Linked DNA regions of Homo sapiens: regions 1 and 2 are each linked to region 3. Evidence: chromatin loops called from intact Hi-C (ENCODE). Cell type or tissue: ovary. All regions are shown on one strand.

Region 1 (8,000 bases), 120 kb before region 3:
GGATTAAGAAAATGTGGCACATATACACCATGGAATACTATGCAGCCATAAAAAAGGATGAGTTCATGTCCTTTGTAGGGACATGGATGAAGCTGGAAACCATCATTCTGAGCAAACTATCGCAAGGACAGAAAACCAACACTGCATGTTCTCACTCATAGGTGGGAACTGAACAATGAGAACACTTGGACACAGGATGGGGAATATCACACACTGGGGCCTGTCGTGGGGTGGGGGGAGGGGGAGGGATAGCATTAGGAGATATACCTAATGTAAATGACGAGTTAATAGGTGCGGCACACCAACATGGCACCTGTATACAAACGTAACAAACCTGCACGTTGTGCACATGTACCCTAGAACTTAAAGTATAATTTAAAAAAAAGGGGGGTTGCTAAGACCCCCCCCGCAGGGTTGCTCCCACGGGGAAATGAGACGGGTCCAGCCCCCGAGAAGCAGCAGTGATGGCTCCCGGCACCACCTAGGCCCATGGCTGGATTGCCAAGCCGTCCCTAGGACTCTTGTTTCCAGCACCTTCCTGTGGCTGAGGCGGTGCTCTAAAGCATTAACCTTGCAGGGGCATTTCCTGCAAGGAAACGTTCTCAGAGGCCAGGCCCAAGGGACGGGAGGGCAGGAGCCCCCTCCTCCCAGCGCAACCCTGGCCCCACTGTTATTTTTTCCAATTGAAGAAGAAAAACATTTCCTCTGTCTCCTCACAGCTCTGCCCTGGGCAGTCAGAGGTGAGAATGGACAGGACAGGGTGGGAAGCCCACCCAGTGGGGTGGAAGGCCCAGGCCCGCCTTCTCCGAGCCAGCATAGCCGTTGACCACCGTGCCCCAAGCAAGACTGCCCTGACTCGGCCACCAGGTCCTCGTCTTCAAAGGCACTGCTGGACATTTCCCAAATTTCAGGCATTTTGGTGGCATCTGGATTATCACCTATTTCACATTTGTCTTTAACTCACTTTTAAAGGACTTCAATCAATGCATTTATCAAGGAAGCTTTACATCATTACTGTACATGGAAAACCAGTAGCACTTGCCAAAACCAGAAAGTAACGGCAAGTACAAAGAAAACAAAGCGCTATCAGTACATTCTAGCACGCTGATGTCAACAGCCCTGAGTTTGAGACCTTCTCTCTATTAAAAAGAGACAGTGACAAATGTTACAGTCATTAAAGACATGTTAGCCTCAAACCAAGACCTTTTCCTTGATATAATCAGACTTGAACAAAAACTGAAAAAGGCCCAAATTGCAGTGTGAATAACCAACTAGGTCTGGCTATTCTGGGTTAGTTCATTCCAAGTTAGTTATTGCTGGGTCCCACCTAATCCCCACTCCTGAGTACCTTTCATCTCCCCTTGGTTCCCTCCAAAATTCCCTCTGGAAGAACACCTCATTGCATCTTAGTAAGGCCAGGGAAGGTGTGGTTTGTTCCTTCCTTTATTCATTCATTCAGCCAGTAATTGTCAGCACCTCCTCTGCCCAGCCAGGGGTATAGGGGCTGCCACCATGAGCCATCCTGGCCTGATGGTGCTCCCAGCTAATGGGTAGAAGGGAGAAATCATAAGATGTGGAGCCAGATCTGGGTTTCAATCCTTACCTTGCTAATGCCCCTCAGTTTCCCCATCTGTGAAATGGGTTTGCTGACCACAGCCTAGTCAGCTGGCTGCAAGGATGGTGTAAGATCTGGTAGGGCAGTGCTGGGCACAGGATTCACTCTCACCGTCTGGTGGCTCTGCTAGCCACATTGGGGCTCAGGACAGGAGGTGGAGCCCTGGTCTTTAGTTGCAATGCCCCCCACCCCAACTCCTGGCTCTAACATGGGCTTCAGGGGTCATGGTTCACTGCCACAAGGCGGGGAGAAACTGGTGTTTGCTAAGAGCCTTGTTGTGCTTGACACCTGTTATGTTATATTCTCCATCTCACACCCTCCCAGGGGCAGGTGTTCTGCTACGATTGTCCTCATTTTACAGTTGAGGAAACTGAGGCTCAGAGAGGGTGAGTGCCTTGCACAAGACCACACAGCACTTCTCACCTCCAGTTGATGTGAGGATACTCAGACCCGAATACCCTTCACCTAGAGAGCTCCTAAACCCCACTGCTCAGCTTGGCAGGGAGCTTGTGTCCCAAGTGCCCAGGATCATCACCACAGGCTGGTCTAAGACAACACTGAGCATTATCCTCACGGCTCAGTGGGGGGAGCTGCAGGATGCAGCAAGATGAACCAGATGAGCGGGAGACAGGAAGGAAGAGAGGAGGGGCTGGAGAGGGAGTGGGGGTGAGGGATAGGGAGGGAGACAGAGAGAGAGACAGAGATAGAGACACAGAGAGACAGATGAAGAGTGGAAAGGGAAGGGGGCAAGACACTGAGAGAAGGAGAGACAAAGAGAGTGAACGGGAGGAGCAAGACAGATAGGAACAGAGATGGGTGGGGGCAGGAGAGAGAGAGATAAGACAGAGAGACCAGCGGATGGACTGGGGTGGGGGCACTGAGGATGTGAGTGAGGAGGAGGGGCATGGAGGCAGGCCCCATGCACCCCTGCTGGGCTCTGCAGTTGGCCCCCACGGGTGGCACGATGTGCGCCTTCTCCATCCAGAGAGGAAGACAGGGACACAGTCCCACGGGCAGTCCCCTGAGTGGCTCTTGGTGGGTGGATGGGCCTGGGAGGGGGCCTCCAATTTCCTGCAGCTCAACACTCCCGGCCATCAAAGCAGTGGCCAGACCAGGGCTGAGGGGTCTGGAACAAGGCGGGCAGGATGGCAGGAAGGCGAGGGTGTTGAGGGAAGTGGGGGGCGGCTGCAGGCCCAGCCTTTCCTGCCGGCCCCATGGTGCACAGACACCCCTGCCCTTCCTTCCTGGTTGGGTGGGAAAGAGGAAAATGAGGTCCCGCTACTCTCAGAGTGAGGCCCACCGGGCACCCTGTGGAAGCTGGGGGTCTGATGGGAGGCCCCGTTCTGAGAGGTCGGAGCTGAAGGGCTTTTGCTTTCAAACACTGTAGCTCTGCTCCTCATGAGCTGTGCATCTTGGGCCAGTCCCTTCCCCTCAGCCTTGGTTTCCATATCTGGAAGATGGGTTACCAATAGCGCTCGCCTCGGGGGAATCTGTGAGGAAAAAGAGAGCCCGTACATGGCAAGTGCTTGGCACAGTGTCTGGCACGGGCTAGCCCTGTGTGAGCACCCCCGCAAAACAGCCACGGCGCATGGTCCTCACAGGGCTGTGACCTTGGAACCAGGCTGCCTGCCCCTAACGCTGCTTTTGAGATCAAGAACCCTGCCCAGTGCCGGCTTTTGTGGGACTAATCTTCCACTAAGCCTGGGAGGATGTCAGGGAAAGTGCCTGGCGGGGGTGCCAGGGGTGGGGGTGCGGCTGGGTCTCCACAGGAGGCAACTGTGGGCTCCAGGACCAAGGCCTTGCTCTGGCTATCGGTTGTGGGCCACTGGCTGGAACTATTTCCTCTCTCCATGTTTTCCTCATTTATATATCTGACCCTGAGCACTGGTCCCTCTGGCCCTGCCACTTGTAAATCCCTTTTATGGGTCTGGGGTTTGGGGGACAGATTATGGGGTCTGGGGGGCCCGACTGGCCGGCACCGGGGGAGCGAAGGCCTGGACAGTGCCTGAGAAAGGTGGTGGAGGGAGGCTGAGTGTGGAGGGGAGACACAGGGTTCGGGAAGGCAGAGGGAGAAGGAAAGGGGAGCTCAGAGGGACCGAGAGAGGGACGGAGGGTCCGAGGGGGAGGCAGAGGGAGCCACGGAGAGAGGGAGCGAGCGTCAGGGACGGAAAAACGGAGCAGGAGAGAGAAGGAGACTAGAAAGGGCCGGGGGCGGGGCTGCCAGGGACTGGAGAGCGAAGCGGAGTCGGAGGGAGAAGGAGAAGCAGAGGCAGAACCCGGAGAAGCGCCACACGCGCGGAGTTTGGGGTGGGGACAGAGACGGAGAGACGCAGAGACCGAGAGACGCAGAGAGAGGGAGAGACGGGGTGGGGGAGAGGGCGGAAAAGAGAAAACAGGCGCGAGCGAGGCAGGCCAAGCGGCCAAGTGGGAGGAAAGAGCGAGGAGAGCGAGCGACGGCGGCGGCGGCTACGGGGAGGGACCCTGGGGCCGCGGGCGGGTCCTGGAGGGCGCGGGCGGCGGGACCCGCGGACGGCGGGGCGTGGCCCAGGGCGGCCAGGGGCAGGCGGGGGTCCCGGGGGCGGGCGGGGCCGGGGCGGGGAGTGAGGGCGTGTCCGCAGCGGAGCCGCCCCCGCCCCGCCCCCGGGCTGCGCGGCGAGGCTGACCCGGGCCCGGGCGCCGGGGTCGGGGGCGGCTGGCGCGGGCAGGAAGCGCATCGCGGCCCGGGCCCGCCCCCCGCCTCCCGCCGCCTCCGGGCTCCCGGCTCCCGGCCGCGCCTCGCCCCATGCACTCGCCGCGCCGCGCAGCCCGCGCACGCCCGGATGGCTCCTCGCGCCGCGGGCGGCGCACCCCTTAGCGCCCGGGCCGCCGCCGCCAGCCCCCCGCCGTTCCAGACGCCGCCGCGGTGCCCGGTGCCGCTGCTGTTGCTGCTGCTCCTGGGGGCGGCGCGGGCCGGCGCCCTGGAGATCCAGCGTCGGTTCCCCTCGCCCACGCCCACCAACAACTTCGCCCTGGACGGCGCGGCGGGGACCGTGTACCTGGCGGCCGTCAACCGCCTCTATCAGCTGTCGGGCGCCAACCTGAGCCTGGAGGCCGAGGCGGCCGTGGGCCCGGTGCCCGACAGCCCGCTGTGTCACGCTCCGCAGCTGCCGCAGGCCTCGTGCGAGCACCCGCGGCGCCTCACGGACAACTACAACAAGATCCTGCAGCTGGACCCCGGCCAGGGCCTGGTAGTCGTGTGCGGGTCCATCTACCAGGGCTTCTGCCAGCTGCGGCGCCGGGGCAACATCTCGGCCGTGGCCGTGCGCTTCCCGCCCGCCGCGCCGCCCGCCGAGCCCGTCACGGTGTTCCCCAGCATGCTGAACGTGGCGGCCAACCACCCGAACGCGTCCACCGTGGGGCTAGTTCTGCCTCCCGCCGCGGGCGCGGGGGGCAGCCGCCTGCTCGTGGGCGCCACGTACACCGGTTACGGCAGCTCCTTCTTCCCGCGCAACCGCAGCCTGGAGGACCACCGCTTCGAGAACACGCCCGAGATCGCCATCCGCTCCCTGGACACGCGCGGCGACCTGGCCAAGCTCTTCACCTTCGACCTCAACCCCTCCGACGACAACATCCTCAAGATCAAGCAGGGCGCCAAGGAGCAGCACAAGCTGGGCTTCGTGAGCGCCTTCCTGCACCCGTCCGACCCGCCGCCGGGTGCACAGTCCTACGCGTACCTGGCGCTCAACAGCGAGGCGCGCGCGGGCGACAAGGAGAGCCAGGCGCGGAGCCTGCTGGCGCGCATCTGCCTGCCCCACGGCGCCGGCGGCGACGCCAAGAAGCTCACCGAGTCCTACATCCAGTTGGGCTTGCAGTGCGCGGGCGGCGCGGGCCGCGGCGACCTCTACAGCCGCCTGGTGTCGGTCTTCCCAGCCCGGGAGCGGCTCTTTGCTGTCTTCGAGCGGCCCCAGGGGTCCCCCGCGGCCCGCGCTGCTCCGGCCGCACTCTGCGCCTTCCGCTTCGCCGACGTGCGAGCCGCCATCCGAGCTGCGCGCACCGCCTGCTTCGTGGAACCGGCGCCCGACGTGGTGGCGGTGCTCGACAGCGTGGTGCAGGGCACGGGACCGGCCTGTGAGCGCAAGCTCAACATCCAGGTACACCCGGGCGGTGGCGGCGGCGGCGGCGGCGGCGGCGGCGGGGGCGGGGGCGGGGGCGGGCGGGAACCGAGCGGGTCGTGAGCTGAGTGGGTCACAGGTGGGAGCGCGCAGAGATCCAGATGTACGTGGAACCCAGGTGTGCACGCGAGAATACAGGTGTCCCCCGAGGGGTACTACTGGCGCCTGTATGGCCCAGGTGGGCATGTGCAGGGACTCAAGTGAGTGCCGGCTCATGGGCGCGCATACCTAGGCGTACTGGGAGGGGTCCAAGTTGCCACAGGTACCCAGGTGCGCATAAAGCCCAGGTATGCACGTGAGGGTCACAGGTGCATGCTGAGGGCGCAGTAAGTGACTGCATGCCTGACCAAAGTTGTGTTCTGGGGCCACTGCGTGAGCCTGTCAGAGTTACCATTGCACGTTGGTGATGGGTGCATGGGTGTGGCAGGTGTGCAAGGAGGCACACAGGTGTGCACCAGGGCCCTGCAGATGTCTGCATGGACTTGTGTGCCAGCAAGCTGGGGCCTGAAGACGCACAGGGCAGACAGGTGTACTGCACAGACACTGGTACAACGGGACAGGGCTAGGTGTGCAGTGGGATGTGCGTGGCAGGGGACGCAGGTATTTGGGCATGAGTCGGTACTCTGAGGAGGCTGCATGGTTGGCAAACAGGTGTGTGCCTGAGGCCAACTTTTATTCACCTATTCTGCAAATATTTCCTGAGCACCTAGTATGTACCAGGTGTGGGAGTCTGGGGTAAACAATAGCACTTGTGGAGTGCCAGCTAGGGGCATCACATGTCACAATTCCCAGTTCTCAGAACAACCCTCTCAGGTAGCCTCTATTCTCATCACATTTTACAGATGAAGAAACAGGCACAGAGAGGTTAAGCAACTTGCTGAGGATCACACAGTTGGGCACTAGCAGAGGTGGATTTGAATCCAGCCTGTCTGGCCTCAGCATCTGTGTTTTTAATGCCCAGCCTTTGCTGCCTTCTGGACTTGGATCTCAGAGTGCGTGTGTTTTGGGGGCGTCCCAGGCAGCTGGGGTGGGCAGATGCCAGGGCCAGGAGAATGGAGGGATGTGAACAGGGGTGTTTTGGGGGCAGGAGAGGGCCGTGGGGCTCAGTGGGGAATGAGGAGGAGTACAGGCAGGCATGGGGCCCAGGTGTCTGAGGCTGGGTTGGGCAGTAGCAAGGGGGGCCAGGTTGACGGAATCAGCATGTGTGTTGACATGACAAGGGTGCGGGAGGGGACTTGGTGTGGTTCCCTGAAAGGAAGTTCATGGCAAGGGATTGCTCCTCACACTGGCTTTGGGAGCTGGGTCTGTTGATCCCCATAGTTCACCCTGAGGAATGAGGCCCCAGAATGACACTGGGGCCTTTCCCACACCCTCCACCCATCTGAGTCTGGCGAGCCCACTTCAGCTCCACTGCCTGCCATTCCCTTAGGAAGCTGCATCTCCATCAGCAAAATGCAGAACTCAGCCTTCTTGTGGTGACCCAAGCCTTCCTTGGGGCCCCACCCTGTCCCTTCTCCATGGCTGTGACAAGAATTTCATGAGATTAACCATTCCTCTGTGGGCGGGCCCAACACTGGGGCTTTGAGAAAATGCAGATTCCTTCTCCCAAGGTCGAGGTCGGTCTCCCACGACTGCCCACCATCTGGCCGGCCACCCTGAAAGTAAAGGTCACGGTGGGTGAGCAGGGCAGACAGTCCAAAGGGTGGTGGGGCTGCTTGCCCTGTGCCATGGTTGGTTCATCCACCATCTCCACCCCAGAGCTTCATCTCGCAGGCAACTGTGTTTGGCACTGGGGGTCTCAGTGGGGAGTCGCTGAATGGAGAGAAGTGTCCTGTGGACTGAGGGCCTTCCTCCAGTAGTTTCAGGCCCTGTGTCTCGGCCCTTTGGTGTAAGCTGATCTGTGGGATTCCTTAGGCCAGCCCAGGGTTCCCTCCCCCTCTGGCAAGAACCATTCTGGTTCCCACGGTCCGCTCCCTCGGTGCAGTGACTCACCCAGCTGAGGGGGGCTGGAGCTTCTCTACCTAAGGGGACAGGGCCTCTCCAGGGACACAGCCCCAGGACAGAGTGGCGAAGGGCCTCTTCCCCACCCCAAGGCCACAGATTCCGGCTGCGGCCTTCCTTGGTCACCCTCCCTGTGTTTTCCACACCCTTCTCCTCTTCGCCGTGCCCGCTGTGGGCACAGGCCAGTGCCACTTGGCAGTATCTCCCAGAGGTGCTCAAGGTCCCCGGTCTGG
Region 2 (8,000 bases), 440 kb before region 3:
GATGGTCTGAAGCCCAGGAGAGGAGGCAGGGATGGGGAGAAAAATCTGAACACCCTGCACCCACCGTTTGCCACCACCATTTGCCACCACCAGGTGTCCATGGGCCAAACTTGGCACACAGATAGGTATCATTTGGTCCTCAAGATGTTTTATAAACCTACACTAGTTCTCAGTGCTTGAAACATTGGAGAATTTCACTAAAAATCCAGATTTCTGGCTTCTCTTAAATAGTCAATTGGGCAGTAATGACATGCTTTCCCACGAGACAAAAACCAGCTGGAGAGCATTAGCCGGGACTTGAGCTCCCAGTAATCCCCAGTCCCCGTACTCTCTGTTGTCTCACAGCCTGCCCACTCCCAACTGTAGGCATTCATTCATACATTCATTCATTCAACAAATCACTGTCGAGTGTCTACTATGTGCCAGTGAACTGGACAGGGACAATGATCCCTGCCTTCCTAAAGCTCAAATTACGTGAAAGGAGACAAGACAATAAGCAGATAAATAACTAAAATACGCACGTAGCTGAGGGCAGCCAGAGAAAAATCAAGCAGGGGAGGGGCTGGGGTGCCAGGGTGGAGATGAGTATACGGGTTTCAATAGGTGGCCAGGGAAGGCCTCACCAAATAGGGACATTGAGCAAAGGCCTGAAGGAGGGGAGCAGGCGGACTGTGTGGATATTGGGAGGAGAAAGTTCCCAGCAGAGGGAGCAGCCATGCAAGGCCGCAGGGGCACAAGCGCTCACCGGTCAGAGGGGCAGCGAGGAGGCAGCGTCCGTCCGGTGAGTGAGGCCCAGATGAAACTGGGAGGACACATGGGCCAGGTGTTGAGGGGCTTTGAGGGCTACCTGGCCTTTACTCTGAGGGAGTGAGAGACACAGTTCTGAGCAGAGGCTGGAGGTGACAGAGTTTCACAGGACCTCTCTGGCTACTGTGTGGGGAGTGCAGATAGGGAGACCAGGGAGGAGCATTTTCCCCTTGCTTTAAAAAGAAAAAAACTGGCCAGGCGCAGTGGGTCATGCCTATAATCCCAGCACATTGGGAGGCCAAGGCGGGCGGATCACGAGGTCAAGAGATCGAGACCATCATGGCCAACACGGTGAAACCCCGTCTCTACTAAAAATACAAAAATTAGCCAGGCGTGGTGGCATGTGCCTGTAGTCCCAGCTACTCGGGAGGCTGAGGCAGGAGAATCACTTGAACCTGGGAAGCGGAGGTTGCAGTGAGCCGAGATTGTGCCACTGCACTCCAGCCTGGAGACAGAACAAGACTCGTCTCAAAAAAAAAAAAAAAAAAAAGAAAGAAAAAGAAAAAAACTGCAGTAAAACATAGGAGGCAGGAGAATAGAGTCTGCAGGCAGGGAACCTAAGGCAGGCAGCCTTATGCCTCACTCCGACTTCCTTGAACTAACTTGAAAGGAAAATCCTAACTTTCCATGCCTAAGTAAAAAACGACCAGAGGCTACTCCCTTTGCAAACCCCCAGCCTTTTCTGGACAGCAGATGGGAAATTGGCTGTCCACAACCAATCAGACTGATTGCCTGTTGAGTCTTCCTTCGCAACTTTGTAACTTCACTCCAGCCTCTGAATGGTTGCTGTCCACAACCAATCAGACTGATTGCAGCTGAGTCTTCTTTTGCATAGAAGTATAACTTTGTAACTTCACCCTAGCCTCTGATTGGTTGCAAAAACCACCTGACTGATCACGGGCTACCACTTCATTTACATGAGGTAAGCATGAAGTGCCCAGTGGGAAACTTCTAGAGGGTATTTTGACCCAAGAAGATTCTGTATGGCTGGCCCTTGAGCCGCTGCTCTTGCCGCTCCCACGCTGTGGAGTGTACTTTCGTTTTCAATAAATCCCTGCTTTTGTTCTTTTGTTGCTTCATTTTCTCTGCTTTGCTGGGCGTTTTGTTCAATTCTTTGTTCAAAACACCAAGAACCTGGACAATTGGCAGTCACGACCCTTTACCAGTGACACATATATAACATAAAATGTATTGTTTTAGCCATTTTAAGTGTTCAATTCAGCGGCGTTAAGTACATCCACAATGTCATATAGTCATCACTACTCTATATTTCCATAATGTTTCATCACCCCAAACAAAAACTCTGAACCCATTAAGCAATAACGCCCCATTCTCCCTTCCCCCCTGCAGTCCTTGGTAACCTGTAATTTACTTCCTGTACTGATGAATTTGCCTGTTCAAGACGTTTGATATAGGCTGGGCATGGTGGCTCACGCCTGTAATCCCAGCACTTTGGGAGGCTGAGGTGGGCGGATCACTTGAGGTCACGAGTTCGAGACCAGCCTGGCCAACATGGCGAAACCTCGTCTCTACTAAAAATATAAAGATTAGCCGGGCGATTAGCTGGCCATGGTGGCAGGCACCTGTAATCCCAGCTACTCGGGAGGCTGAGGCAGGAGAATCACTTGAACCCGGGAGGCAGAGGTTGCAGTGAGCCAAGATCACGTCATTGCACTCCAGCCTGGGTTGCAAGAGTGAAACTCCACCTCCAAAAAAAAAAAAAAAAAAGATGTTTGATATAAGTGGGATCATGCAACATTTGGCCTTTTGTATCTGGCTTATTCCACTAAACACAATGTTTTCAAGGTTCCTCCATGTTGATGGATGTATCAGTACTCATTCCTTTATTCCTTCTGATGGCTGAATAGTATTTCATTACATAGATATATTGCATTTCATCATCAGGTTCTCATGGTGAACCACTCATCTGTTGATAGCCATTTGGGTTATATCTAACTTTTGACTATTGTGAATACTGATATGAACATGGTTGTATAAGTATGTGTTTGATTCTCTACTTTCAGTTCTTTTGGGTATATACCCAGAAGTAGAATTCCTGGATCATATGGTAATTCTATGTTTAACTTTTCTTTCTTTCTTTTTTTTAGATACAGGGTCTCACTCTGTCACCCAGGCTGGAGTACAGTGGCACAATCACGGCTCACTGCAGCCTCAACCTCACAGGCTCAAGTGATACACTCACCTCAGCCTCCTGAGTAGCTGAGACTGCAGGCATGCACCACCATGCCCAGCTAATTTTTTCAATTTTTTATAGAGGTGGGGCCTCTCCGTGTTGCCCAGGCTGGTCTCAAACTCATAGGCTTAAGTGACCTTCCTGTCTTGGCCTCCTAAAATGCTGGGAATACGGGCATAAGCCGCTGCACCCAGCCTATGTTTAACTTTTTCAGAAATCACCATACTGTTTTCACAGCAGCTGCACCATTTTATCTTCCTACCAACAATGTATAAGCGTTCCAATTTCTCCACATCCTTACCACCACTTGTTATGTTTCATTTTTTAAATAAAAGCTGTGCTAATGGGTGTGAAAGGGTATCTCACTGCAGTTCTGATTCACATGGCCCTAATGACTAATGATGTTGAGCATCTTTTCCTGTGTTTGTTGTCCATTTGTGTATCTTCTTTGGAGAAATGTCTAGGGAGGAATCTTTTCCAATTGAGAGATGATGTTGGCTCACACCAGAGTAAGAGCAGAGAAAGTAGTGTGAAGTGGTCAGGCTCTAGGCATGTCTTTGGAGGATGGAGCAGACAGGGTTTGCTGATGGACTAAACGTAGGGTATAGGATAAATAAAGATGACTCTAGCATTTCAGGACTGAGAAATCACTGAGATGGAAGGCTTCAGGGTAAGCACGCTTGTGGGGAGGAAGAGGAGTTAGGTAGGATTCTGAGACCCCTGCAACTTGAGGATTGGAACCCTAGGAGGAATTTAATGCTTCGAGAAAGTGAACAGTGGGAGAAGAGAGGTTTCCTATCATTTACCACCAAGCTGTCTATGAGAACCTTCTAGGGTCACTTTTTCACTTTAGCAATTCCTGGTCACCTGGAGTCATTGGCCCGGCTAGACTCCCCAGTCTCATTCCTAGTTTGAGACCTTAGAGGTGGGAAATGTTCCTCAGGCTGCAGATCTAATTATGGCCTGCAGGTGGCACTGCAGAGCCAGAAATAACCAGGGCCCTGCGACGGTGGGCTACGGACCCGGGACCAAAAATTGGAGTTGAATTGTAGAAAAGCACAGTTCTCAAATCTTTGCACCAGCGGATTTGAGGACTCAAAGCAGTAAATGTCGAACCCAAGTTTTCAACGGGAAGGTCCCAGCGGGTAGCTGATTCCAAGAGACACATGCACGAGTTCATTTACCGCCGGTGAATAGTTACTGGGTATCTGTCGAGCACCTACTAAGGGCCACGCGGTGTGTTAGGTGCTGTGGATTCAGCCGTGACCAGGAAAGACTCAGTGCCTGCCTCAGAGTTGTATGGAGGCTGAAACAACAAGAAACACACCAACAAACAGATAAAATAATAAGATAACTACAGATTGCATTATAGGGGAAAGAAACGGGATTATGTGATGGAGAATAAGGGAGGAAGGGAATTATGTGAGGAGATGAAGCTTGGGTTGAGACCTGAAAGGTGAGAAGAACCCTGCAGCCTCTCCAGCGGCCCTTGCCAGATAAGTAAACTGGAGTTGAGAGGGAATCTCTCAGTTTCTGTGGTCGCACAGCCAATCACACCCAGCATCACTATTTGAAGTCAGGCCCTGCAGACTCTGAAAGGGGCTTGCTAATGGCTGTCGGGAAGACTGGGTGAAGTAATGAGGGCAAAGCCCTTAGGACAAAGCATGGCAGCTAATCGGTGATTTCTCAAATGGAAGCAGAGTTCTCAAAGAAACCTCCAGAACACACCCAGCCTTTCCTGCCTTTGCTGTGAGGCCAGTGGGAAAAAATGTAATGATGCCAGGTAAGACTTGCACCACTGACATTATAATGATGCAAACGTGTGTGCAAAGGTGAGGTGGAGACTCCTGGCTTCTTCAACTCTGAGAGAAAGACAGGGCCCCAGCCAGGAGACGTGTGCCCGGGAGCTCTGCCCTGACCCCCAGGAGTGGGCTGGGAGCAGGAGGCCAAGGACCCCAAGGGCGCAATCCAGGTGCTGGCCCTGAGCAGGTGAACTTCCCATGTGTGGGGACCTAGTACTCCCTGCCTGGAGGTACCTGACCTCCACATCCCACATTCCAGGGAGAACCAGGGCTTTCTCTCCAGCTGTGGTGGGCCACTCACTTGCCCCACTAAAGCTACAGAGACCCTCCTCACACACACTCACATGCTTACACATAAACACTCATTCACCCCATTTCCATTCACATGTCCACACACTCAGATGTGTGAACTCACACACACATACATGTGCTCATACCTTAATACTCAAACATTTATATCCACATGTTCATACACTCACACTCAGTCACTCACCCACGTACAGTTGCAGATACACTCAAATGTTCACAGGTTCACTCATACACTTAAACCCATGCTCAGTAATACACACATTTGTATAATCATAATTCAAACATATATATTCAATCTGCTCACACACATTTGCTCTCAAGCATTTACCTACAGTTACACACTCTCATGAACTCACACTCATCCACACACATAGTTACACACACAGATTCAAACATTCACAGGCTGATATATTTGTACATGCTGACTCACATCCAATGAACACACGCTCACAGACACTTGGCTATTCACACACATTCACACAACACACACATGCACACACCCACACTTCACTCACTTACTATTTATATTTCACAGTCATACATGTACTCATTTATATGCACATTCACACATGCTTGCAAAGATGTTGACTTACCCACTCAGCCATACCCGTATACACACAACATTCACACCTGCTCATACTCAGATTTGACTTACATACACACACTTATACTCAAGTGCTCAGACATTTACACTGATATACTCACATAGACTCACATATTCACACACATATGAATATTCATGCCCACACACTCAAACATTTACACACATTCACTCATCAGGGAGATGTGCCCAATCGTCTGACCAATCAGTAGCATCAGGAAGGCATTTCCTTTGTGTTCACATCTGCACCCTCTGTGGGTTAGTGTGCTGATTGAATGATGAGAGATTGCCCAAGAAAGGATCCTCGACTCTGCCAGGAGGTTCTTGTAGCATCTCCCCAAGAACACCTTTCTCCTTGGGGAGTAGCCCCTCACTGCTTGCCTTGGGGTCCCTGAGAATAATCGTGGGCTGAGAGTCAATGGAGCAAGGGCCAGGCGTGTGGTCTGAGAGGTAAGAAGGAATGAGAAGAAAGGGAATCACAGCCAGACATCTCAGGAAATCTCAGAACATACTCTATGAAATCATCATTCATTGGCCCCTTCCTCCCCCAAGTGTCAGAACCTTGTAGTACAAATAAATGAATATTTTTAGAGTGCTTACTCTGGGGGCCAAAGACCATAAGTCTAATCATCCACAGACCATCTCAGTCTACAGACCCTTTTCTTTGAGCTGCACATTTTTAAAATTTGAATTTCAAAAAATTAGCCAGGTGCAGTTGTGCACACCTGCGTTCCCAGCTACTTGGGAGGCTGAGATGGGAGAATTGCTTGAGCCCGGGAGTTTGAGACTGCAGTGAGCCATGATGGCACCACTGCACTCCAGTCTGGGGGATAGAGCGAGACCCTGTCTTTAAAAAAAAAAAAAAATGAATTCCAACGTCTTTGGCAGAAGAGAGGGCACTTCTGGAATGATCAAGTCAGGACCTCTGAAAATCCACTCCTCCGTAAGAGCAATGAGAACACTAGCAAAAATTGTCAAAATTGATGTTTTCAGTACTCCGGGAGTTAATCAAAGGCTTACAACAATGCAGGAGCATTTTTTTCAAGACAATCTCAGTAAGAACAGTGAGATTTGTGACATTTTAACTTGTCCTATTTCCATCTCCCTCTCCTAGTTCTGCAGTATTCTTGAAAACTGACAGCCTTACAATAATGATAGCCATGAGAACCAGCACCTTAGCAGCTGCTGGAGGGGAAAGAAGGGTTTGGAGCTTGCTAACAAGTCCCATCCCCAGAAAGTTGTCATCATTTGACCTGTCTGGAAGTTCCTTGGAAGTCCCTACTCTCAGAGCTTGCCTTTATTTGACCTGAGAGTTCAGTCAATGTGAACAGCCTTTACCCTGGGGACATTTGTCAAAAACCATCAACAGCAGTTGTTTAATATTGTAGCTGCCAGAGGCAGTGATAACAGATGGGGCAAACAAGAAGCTGACCAAAAAATTTAAAAGAAAAGTTAGGAATGAGATGTCCATTGGGGGCTTTGAAAAACTCCCACATATTTTTGGGGATCTAGACGGCTGTGCACATGTACAAGACTGTGCACTTTCCCAGGAAATACCTGATAAAACCATAATCCCTCACTGCTGGCTCACCTTGAGGCTCTGCTCAAGCAGGAAGTGAAGACTAAGGTAGTGTGGTAATGCTGGAATGTTGAAAGCATATCCTAACAACACACACAGAGTCCCTTGTCAAAGGCTGGTAGACTTACTGGTCCAGAGCATTCAAAGAAATCTCTGTCTGATATGGTTTGGCTCTGTGTCCCCACCTAAATCACATCTCAAACTATAATCCCCATGTGTCGTGGGAGGGAACTTGTGGGAGGTGATTAGATCATGGGGGCAGTTTTACCCCATGCTGTTCTCATGATAGTGAGTTCTCATGAGATCTGATTTTATGTGACAATTTTTCCTGCTCACACTCTTGCCTGCTGCCATGTAAGACATGCCTGCTTCCCCTTCCACTATGACTGTAAGATTCCTGAGGCCTCCCCAGCCACATGGAACTGTAAGCCGATTAAACTTATTTCCTTCAAAAAATTACCCAGTCTCAGATATTCTTTATAGTAGTGTGAAAACAGACTAATACACTGTCCAATCATTAGCTGACCACTAAGTTAACCAAGCAGAGACTTTAGTAAAACATGGCAAAGAATACAGACTTTACAGAATTAGTCCAGGAAAGACATTAAACAAACAGAGGCAGCAACAACAATGAACAGCAACAACAACAAACCCTGGGGAGGGAGACATCTGATTTCCAGAATTTTCACACTATATTATTCAAAATTT
Region 3 (8,000 bases):
CACCATGACCAATAAAAACGATCTATGGCACTCAGCAGGTGCATGTCAACATGGGCAGGTTCTTTCCCCCCGTCAGCAGGACAAGAACATCTCCCCTATCCAAAAGGCACCCACTAAGGATCTGCAGTTCTCTGGAATTATGCTGAGCACCCAGATGTGTGCAAATAAGTCTGCAGGCAGTCGATATAGAGCACACTCAAAGGCACTTTACTTTTTTTCAAGAGACAATCTTAGGAGTTTACTTTAACGCACTTCCCAGCTCATAGCATACGAGGAGAGGACTACATTTTGACCCCAGTAAGATGTGACAAGTAATAGTTGGACCCCACAGCAGTTACTTTTGTAGAGAGGAAAATTATGCTCCTTGGCTTCAGGTGAAGACCCCCAGATCCAGGCCAGTGGATTTACAAGTGAAAGTCAGCAGCACTGGGCATTTTGAGCAATAGCTCCGAACAAGCCCTTTACCACGCGGGTAGGTAAACCCCAGAATATACAGATGCCCCTTACAACACGCGGGTAGGGAGGGTATGTGGCCGAGAGAGCATGAGCTTAGGAAATAGACTGGGCTTGAATTCCACCAAGTTTTTGGCTATGGACCCATGGGGATGTGGCATCGTCTTGCTGAGCCTTAATTTCCTCCTGCATGGAATAGGGAGAGCAACAGTACCTGCCTCATTCAGTTAATGTGAGGATCTAGAACAGCATTCACATAAATCACGCATGTGGCACAGAGCAGATTACGTTATGAGGCTTAGCAGGCTGTGAGCTCCTGTCAGCCTCTCTCCTCCTCAGCTCTGTGCCCACTGAGCTCGGCACAAGGGCTGGCCCATGACAGGTGTTTATTATGGGGAAATGAATGAGAGGGACAAGACATTTGCTATTTCCTCACTGTTTCCAACTGGGAATTCAAATGTATCTCACATTCCCATACCTTCACAATAAATATGTTCAGGAGAAAAAATGTATATGCCTTTTAACAGACAGCCAGACAGCACTGAGATACACAGAAATTAAGAATAGTGTCTAAGGGCCGGGCATGGTAGCTCAAGTCTATAATGCTAGCACTTTGGGAGGCTAAGGTGGGCTAATAGCTTGAGCCCACGAATTTGAAACCAGCCTGGGCAACATGGGAAAACCCTGCTCTAAAAAATATACAAAAAATTAATCAGGCGGGGTGGCACATGCATGTGGTCCCAGCTACTTGGGAGGCTAGGTGGGAGGATCATTTGAGCCTGGGAGGTCTATGCTGCAGTAAGCTGTGATCGTGCCACTGCGCTTGAGCCTGGGGAACAGAGTGAGACCTTGTTTCAGAAAAAAAAAAAAAAAAAAGAAAAAAAAAGCATAGTGTTGACCACCACCCAGCAAATGGCATACCTACAACCAGCTTCCTTAGCACACTGCAGGCCTATTGGGTTTGGATGACAAGGTCAATATTCTCAGCCAGAAACAGTAGGGCTAGGGGTTGCTCCAGAACTCTGGGGCGCTCAGTTCAGACTGTGGGCCTTGCTCCCCAGGTCCATTTCTGGGGAATGGAGCTCAGCTCATGTGCATTTGGGAAACTCCTCCAACACTATCAGATTACTGGAGTCTGAGAGGATGGTGACCAGCTATCCGCCACCAGGAGGATGCAAACCAGTTCCTGAGAACCTACTGAATCCTCACAGCAGCCTGTGAGGTAGGTCCAATCCCTTTTCACAGACTAGAAACCCAACCCTGGAGAGATCCGGAACCCATGTGCCTCACCCAGCTATCACACAACAGCTCACACTACCTGCTGTTGTCTCCCCCAGTGTGGCCACTCTGCCCCCGGAGCAAGGCTGTGGCCCAGATGCCCAGACGCCAGTGAGCTCTGTTCCCATGTCCTCAAGGCTCTTGCCTGTTAGAAGGGCTGCCCCTAAAACAGGAACCCCAAGTATGCCTTCTTGAGAAGGAAAAATGCTTCATCTTTTACCTCAATGCTGCTGATGAGCTCTAAATATCGGAGGTCTTGTACTCTGATGAAGGCCTGTGGCGAAGAAATAAAGAATAAAATAAGCTGTCTTCTTGGCTTCAAAAGTGGGTGATTGGCTAGGGGTGGGAAGTCAAGCTCTATCTAGACAGTGAGCCACAGAGGAGAGGAAGGGAGCAAGCACAGATTAATCATCGTGCGTGCAGGAGGTTATACCACCCAGCGAGGCATGGCTTTATCCATGGGATTGGACCATGTAAAGAACAGCAAAGACATCCCAGTTGCATCAGTCATTTTGAGATCAGGTAAAACAAAACCGTGATGCCACAGTCTGTGGCGGTGCCTCCTTGGGAGACTCTAGACCCAAAGAAGAACAAGCCGGTCTGACCCTCTGGGGGGTCACGCAGCATCACAGCAGGAGAGGATGAGATGCATGGACTGATGAGAGACTGCCTATACATCTTGGCAACATGGGTAGAATGCAGGGGACAGCTATGCCTACCCAGTGGTGCCACAGACACAGGGGACCCAGAGCCCCTGGTACCACAGAGGGAGCAGAGGAGGGGAAAGCTGAGAGGGTATAAAGACAGATTCTGGAAGAAGGTGGAGGGGTAGGGAATGAATCCCACCAAGTCTGTGGAAGGCAAACTCTTTATGTAAACCCTAAAATTGCAGCCCTTGCCTTGAACTCACAGTAAAGCCAGAGACTTTAACTCATGGACCTCTAGAAGTTTCTGAGGAACAAGCAGACTGGTGTTAGCTAAGCTAGTTTTGCTGCTTTCAGATTCTGCCCAGGGTTTGGAGGAGCACAAGCCACCAGGTCAGGCTGCTTTCAGGTGGCTTTGCTGTCACCATTTATTGCCCCATTCAAAATGGGCTGACCTGTGCCTAGAGGAGGCAGCAGCTCCAGAGCCCTTTGAACTGAACACGCAGAGCAATCCTGACCACTTGCAGCCTCTGCTCAGCAGCATGGCATCCTCCCTCCTGAAAAGACCTCGGGAGATGAGCAAGTCCCCGGCCTGCCTTGCAGGTGACCACAATGCAACTTTATCTTTTCATCCCACAGGACCAGGCTTCCTGTCAAGAGACTGAGGACCCAGGGAGAAACATGTCTCGGCCCCTGTCCCCCTCCACAATTCAGAGGTCCACATTCTAACAGGGAAAGCTGGTCAATTAAACAGATCATGACACCTCCCAGAGCTAAGAGCTCTCCAACTACGAACCACATGCCTGGAGAACACGGATGAATGGTCTGAGCATGAGCAGGGGTGGGAGGCAGCGTTAAGGGAGGCATCAGAGTCAGAACCTGGCAAACAAGTGTTTGTGAAGAGGAATTCGTAGAAAAGGGCAATGCGGGCATCACATGGGCCAAGGAACACAGGGCTAAGACTACCTGTGTCCCAAGCTGTAGGTCTTACACATCACCCTCTAGATCTGGGTTTCCTTAAAGCGCCTTGAGAGGGCAACCCTGCAAAGCCCAGCACAGTGGCCAAGAGGGAAAGGAGCATTCGAGGTCTGAGTCCTCGCTCTGAGCCTACTTCTCTGCTTCTGGGCTCCAACCATCTTCTTTGTGGAAAGGGGCCTGCTACTGACACCCTCTCAAGGGTCTTTCTAGCTGTAGCTCAGCTGTGCTAGTGTCTAGGATTTGCCCATTAATAAATCTGTTTCCGAGTTCCTTCAACCTGACACATTTTGCAGCGTCAGGGTGCCTGGTCAGAGTCACAAGGCCCCTGAATGAGCTCAGCAGAGGGAAGCCTGGGAATAGGGAGGAACCTGCAGCTCTGCTCAGGGTCTGGCGGGAGCTCAGCAGCTCTTCTCTGCCATCTAGTGGGGATGGCTGTCCATCTCTAGGAACCACTATATCCAAGCTGGTGAGCCTGAGTGCCTGGCACAGAGTAAAGAGGTGGGGTACTCGGGATTTAGATGAAATAGTAACATCCAGCCTATCTTCAATATCATGTGGCTTTTTCAAAACAGCATGTTGTACACAATAGATATATACCACATACACTTACTTTTCAACTATAGTAAATCTGGCTGGGTGTGGTGGTTTATACCTGTAATCCCAGCACTTTGGGAGGCTGAGGCAAGAAGACTGCTTGAGCCCAGGAGTTCAAGACCTGCCTGGGCAACACAGTGAGTCCCCGTCTCAATATTTAAACAAATATATAAAAATATATATATTTATAAAAATATCAGTAAACACTCATATTAAACCTTGTGGCTTTTTACAATCCTTTCTATTCTAGGGATTTGTCGTCTCCCTCCCTGCTGGCATTTCTGGGTGGGGCAGGAGAGGGAAGCTCCCTCCATAGAGATGCCTCCTCCCTCCTCTGAATTCTTTTTTTTTTTTTTTTTTAAGTCAGAGTCTTGCTCTATGGCCCAGGCTGGAGTGCAGTGGCACCATCTCGGCTCACTGCACGCTCCGCCTCCCAGGTTCACGCCATTCTCCTGCCTCAGCCTCCGGAGTAGCTGGGACTACAGGCGCCTGCCACCATGCCCGGCTAATTTTTTGTATTTTTAGTAGAGACGGGGTTTCACCGTGTTAGCCAGGATGGTCTCGATCTCCTGACCTTGTGATCCGCACACCTCGGCCTCCCAAAGTGCTAGGATTTACAGGCGTGAGCCACCGCGCCTGGCCCCTCCTCTGAATTCTTACAGCCTCCTCCATCTCCACTTTCCTACACTGAGGACATCTAAAAATATAATCTAGATCATTGTTACACAACGATCACTTCCCTTGTTTAGTAATGGCTAGCATCTGCACAACCATCCCTGATTTAAATTCCCCTTTACAACATCTCAGTTAAGCCTCATGACTGCAGCGGGCATTCTCACCACCCCCATTTCAGAACTGGGAGGACTGGGGCTCCAAGGAAAGTGGCTGGCCTGAGGTCCCAGAGCCCCTTATGTGACACAGCTCGTTCTCAGCCAGGCTTCTTAGTCCTGGTCTGGTCCAGTCTCCTCTCTTCATGCCTACAAGTCTTGATCTAACCCAAGGCGGGCATCACGTCCCTCTTTGCCACTCCTTCAATGTCAGCCCGGGAATATGGACAAAATGAGCAGCTCATTAATTGACTGTGGGGAGATAAAGAGGGAAGGGGTAGGGGAGTGGAGGTTGGAAGCCATTCCTTCCTCCATCTGAGGTTCTAGATGGAAACACAGCTCAGGAACATACCTGGGCTTTTCCTTATGTGCAGAGAGGGGTCAGATGTTTTCAGCCATCTCTCTAGCTTTCATAGACTAGGCCAGGAAAGGACACAACGAATCAAGTCCATGAATCCCGCCATGAAGGTACGTGGGAAGTGCCCACATTGCTGTCAGAATCAGAGACCTTGACCATCTCTCCCACCTTAGTTGGCAGATGCTAAGAAAAGCAGCATTGTGTGCAGCATCATGGCCAGTGACTACACCGATAATAAAAGCCGCCATTTACGGAGTGCCTGTGATGTGCCAGGCTACTAGTCAGGTGCTTCCCACAGAGAACAGCTAATAAGAGTGACAGCCAGAATCTGACATGCTGCTCCTGGGTCAGGCTTTACAGGCATCCTCCCATTTGATCCTCACAGCTTTGTGAGGATGGGGCCTGTCATCATCCTACGTCTATAGAGAAGCAATCTTAGAAAGGGTGTCACCTACCCAGGCCCACAGTGAGGAAGTGGCTAAGATACAAGCCCAGGTCAGCCTAACTCCAGAGACTGCTGCAGTCTATGGCCTCTCCGTGCCACCTGGGTCCCCATCTGCCTTCTTAAGGGACCCCACAAGGACCAAACTCCAGCTCCTGCTGGCTAGATGCTTACCTTCTTTGCTGTTTCAAAATCTAAACCTTCTAGCGCTTCCATGGCCAGTTCACGCCAATCAGTGTCTGTGACACCCAAGCAAGCAATCTGGTAGGCTTCCTTGAACAGTTTCCTATCCAGGTACTGGTACATGGGAGCGGACTGCAGGATTTCATCAAGGGAAAAAAAGAAGACTGTTTTCAGAGCCATGGAAAGAACCAGATGCATACAGAGCCTGCCTCCAGATGCGTGGGATGATTACCCATGCCTGGGGAGCAGCCCTGCAGCCGCCAATCAGCACCCTGCCCAGCCTGCCCAGCCCACCCTGTGTGCTCCATCCTGCACCTCTCTCATGACTGGGCTACTGTGCTCCACAGCACAAACTCTCTGCCCATCCTCCCCTCCTTCCCACCTACAGGCCTGCCTCGCCATAGGATGTCACCCTCACCTGGAATGCCTTTGCCCCTCCCCACTCTGCCTCTGGAAAATACCTATTTGGCTTTCAAGGCCCTGTTGAAATGTCACCTCTTCTGCAGAGTCCTCCCAAGCCCCTCAAGCCCCCACCCCAGGGGAAAGAGTCTCAGCTTCCTCTGCCCTTTGTCCAGATCGCAGGTTGTGCCGCAGTTACAGGCCTGTTCCCACAGCAAAGCCGTGCACAGCCGTGGGCAGTGGTGGGTTGTATCGGCCTCCCTCAGCAGAACCCCAGTCTACGTTTGCTGACACAATGAATGAGTTCGTGGGAGGAAGCGGTCTGGAATGGCCTCTTCTTCCAGGGACTGAGTCCAAGAAAGGTAAGTGATTTGCTCCAAGTTACCCTGGAAGCCTCTGGAAACAGCTCTCCTGATCCCTGCCCTGGGGACAGATGCCCTCCTACAAGATGGGGTTGCCTTGCTGTGAGTGCCCATGAATAGTTCCTAACGACTTCTCTTTCTTAGGTTTATAAAAGGCTTTTGGCTGTCCCCACAGTCCTGTGCAGTAGGTATTATTTCTCCCTGGCTACAGCCCAGGAGACCGAGACTCAGAGAGGACAAATGACCTGTCCCAGCAAATAGCTGGCAATAGCCAGAGGTGACTGGACTCCAGGTTCTGTGCCCCTTCCTGCCACATGTATGCACGCGTGTATATGTGCATATGTGCGTGCAGGCCTGAGAATGAGTCTTGAGTTGGGCCATGACATCTTTAACAAGGAAAGGCCTTGCCCTTGTTTTAGGCCAGCCAGTGTGCTTCAGTGGCCTGCATCTCTCCTGGCTTCCTGGGCAGGGAAGAGAAATCAGCCAGGACCTCTGTGCTAATGGTTCCCAAATGTGGAGCTTGAAGTATTGTTTTCTCCATTTGGGGCTTTTGTCTGTCTTTGAAATTTCCAGTCCCATTTTTTAGCTTTAGAATTGAAGGAATTTTTTTTATTTTGAGTCTGTCTACTCTCAGAGCAAAACATGGCTGCTTCCAAGTGCTTATCTTTTCCACCATGCCATCTCTCCTCATTGGCACATTAAATGCTCCCTTTAGCGGGGCAGCAGGCATAGGCTACGGAGCAGGTGACCTAGAACCCAGGCCAGGCTCAGCCACATCCTAGGCTGGTGACTTTTTGGGTAAATCCATTAACTTCTGTTTAGATGTCCTGCCCAGCTCAGGCTACCATGGGCAAAGGAGAGATGTGCTCCAAAAATAATGAAGCACTGGGCAAAATGCAGGCATGATCATTACCTTCACTGTATTTTCTCAGCACCAGCTCCTCACCATCTCCCAGGCTCTCCAGTCTTGTTCCTACCCCCACCTTTCCCTTTGTTTGAAAAGCTTCCCTGCTCCACTCTTCCTTTCCAGACCTCTCAGGGCTCAGATCAAGTTTCACCATCTCCTGGAAGCTTTCTCAAACTCCTGAAAGCTTTTCTTAAAGCACACAATGAGCTTTCCTTTCTAAAGTCCGTCAGTAAGTACAGCCTGTTGCAATTTAGTTGTGTTTTGTGGTTTTTGCTATTTTATGAGTCAGTAATAAGGAGAAATAATAATAGAAATTTGGCTTGACGAAACCTGAAAGATGGGTATAATTAACCCCATTTCACAGAAAAGAAATGAGGCCCCAAAGAGTGAAATGAGTTGCTCTAGTTACAGCTGCTTGAGATGGCAGAGTCAGGACTGAAAGCTGGTGCTCCTTCCCCGAACCACACCAACTGCTTGCCATGCTGACTGCCCCGTGAGTGGGACAGGCACTCAGGCAGGCATATCACAGCTGAGCATATGATGGATGGCTAACACTTGGACTTACTTGGGAGGCA

Evidence for each region. Hi-C counts contacts between places; a loop is a spot of excess contacts. Peaks named below come from ENCODE experiments on the same cell type or tissue, not always from the same donor. Only the 100,000 strongest peaks of a DNase experiment are listed, where the experiment ranks them.
Region 1: it touches region 3 in a loop (4-fold over the local background); 81 of 110 quality-filtered maps call a loop at or near these places.
Region 2: it touches region 3 in a loop (2.7-fold over the local background); 63 of 110 quality-filtered maps call a loop at or near these places.

Annotation. Positions count from the first base shown.
Region 1 is chr3:129,603,074-129,611,073 of GRCh38, reverse strand. PLXND1 (plexin D1) reads left to right here and starts at 4,398. Exons shown (of 36, transcript NM_015103.3): 1 at 4,398-5,745. The coding sequence starts at 4,435. It overlaps LOC124909431 (a long non-coding RNA gene), which reads left to right. Exons shown (of 2, transcript XR_007096079.1): 2 at 720-1,196. RefSeq lists enhancers at 2,186-3,176, 3,177-4,169, 5,162-6,154, 7,147-8,000 and silencers at 4,070-4,229, 4,380-4,439, 7,574-7,868. In ovary, no CTCF peak of the experiment used is centred here; DNase peaks (open chromatin) are centred at 3,913, 5,450 and 7,693; H3K4me3 peaks cover 3,538 bases; H3K27ac peaks cover 2,004 bases.
Region 2 is chr3:129,930,654-129,938,653 of GRCh38, reverse strand. No RefSeq gene overlaps it. Among named protein-coding and RNA genes, the nearest start is that of TRH, 40 kb to the left of the region's middle. In ovary, a CTCF peak has its summit at 3,982 (motif pointing right); DNase peaks (open chromatin) are centred at 1,703 and 4,003; H3K4me3 peaks cover 786 bases.
Region 3 is chr3:129,486,146-129,494,145 of GRCh38, reverse strand. It overlaps IFT122 (intraflagellar transport 122), which reads right to left. Exons shown (of 30, transcript NM_052989.3): 16 at 5,749-5,889; 17 at 1,952-2,005. Among named protein-coding and RNA genes, the nearest start is that of RHO, 38 kb to the left of the region's middle. RefSeq lists silencers at 3,784-3,853, 4,260-4,468 and an enhancer at 3,566-3,860. In ovary, a CTCF peak has its summit at 3,805 (motif pointing left); a DNase peak (open chromatin) is centred at 3,725; H3K27ac peaks cover 1,781 bases.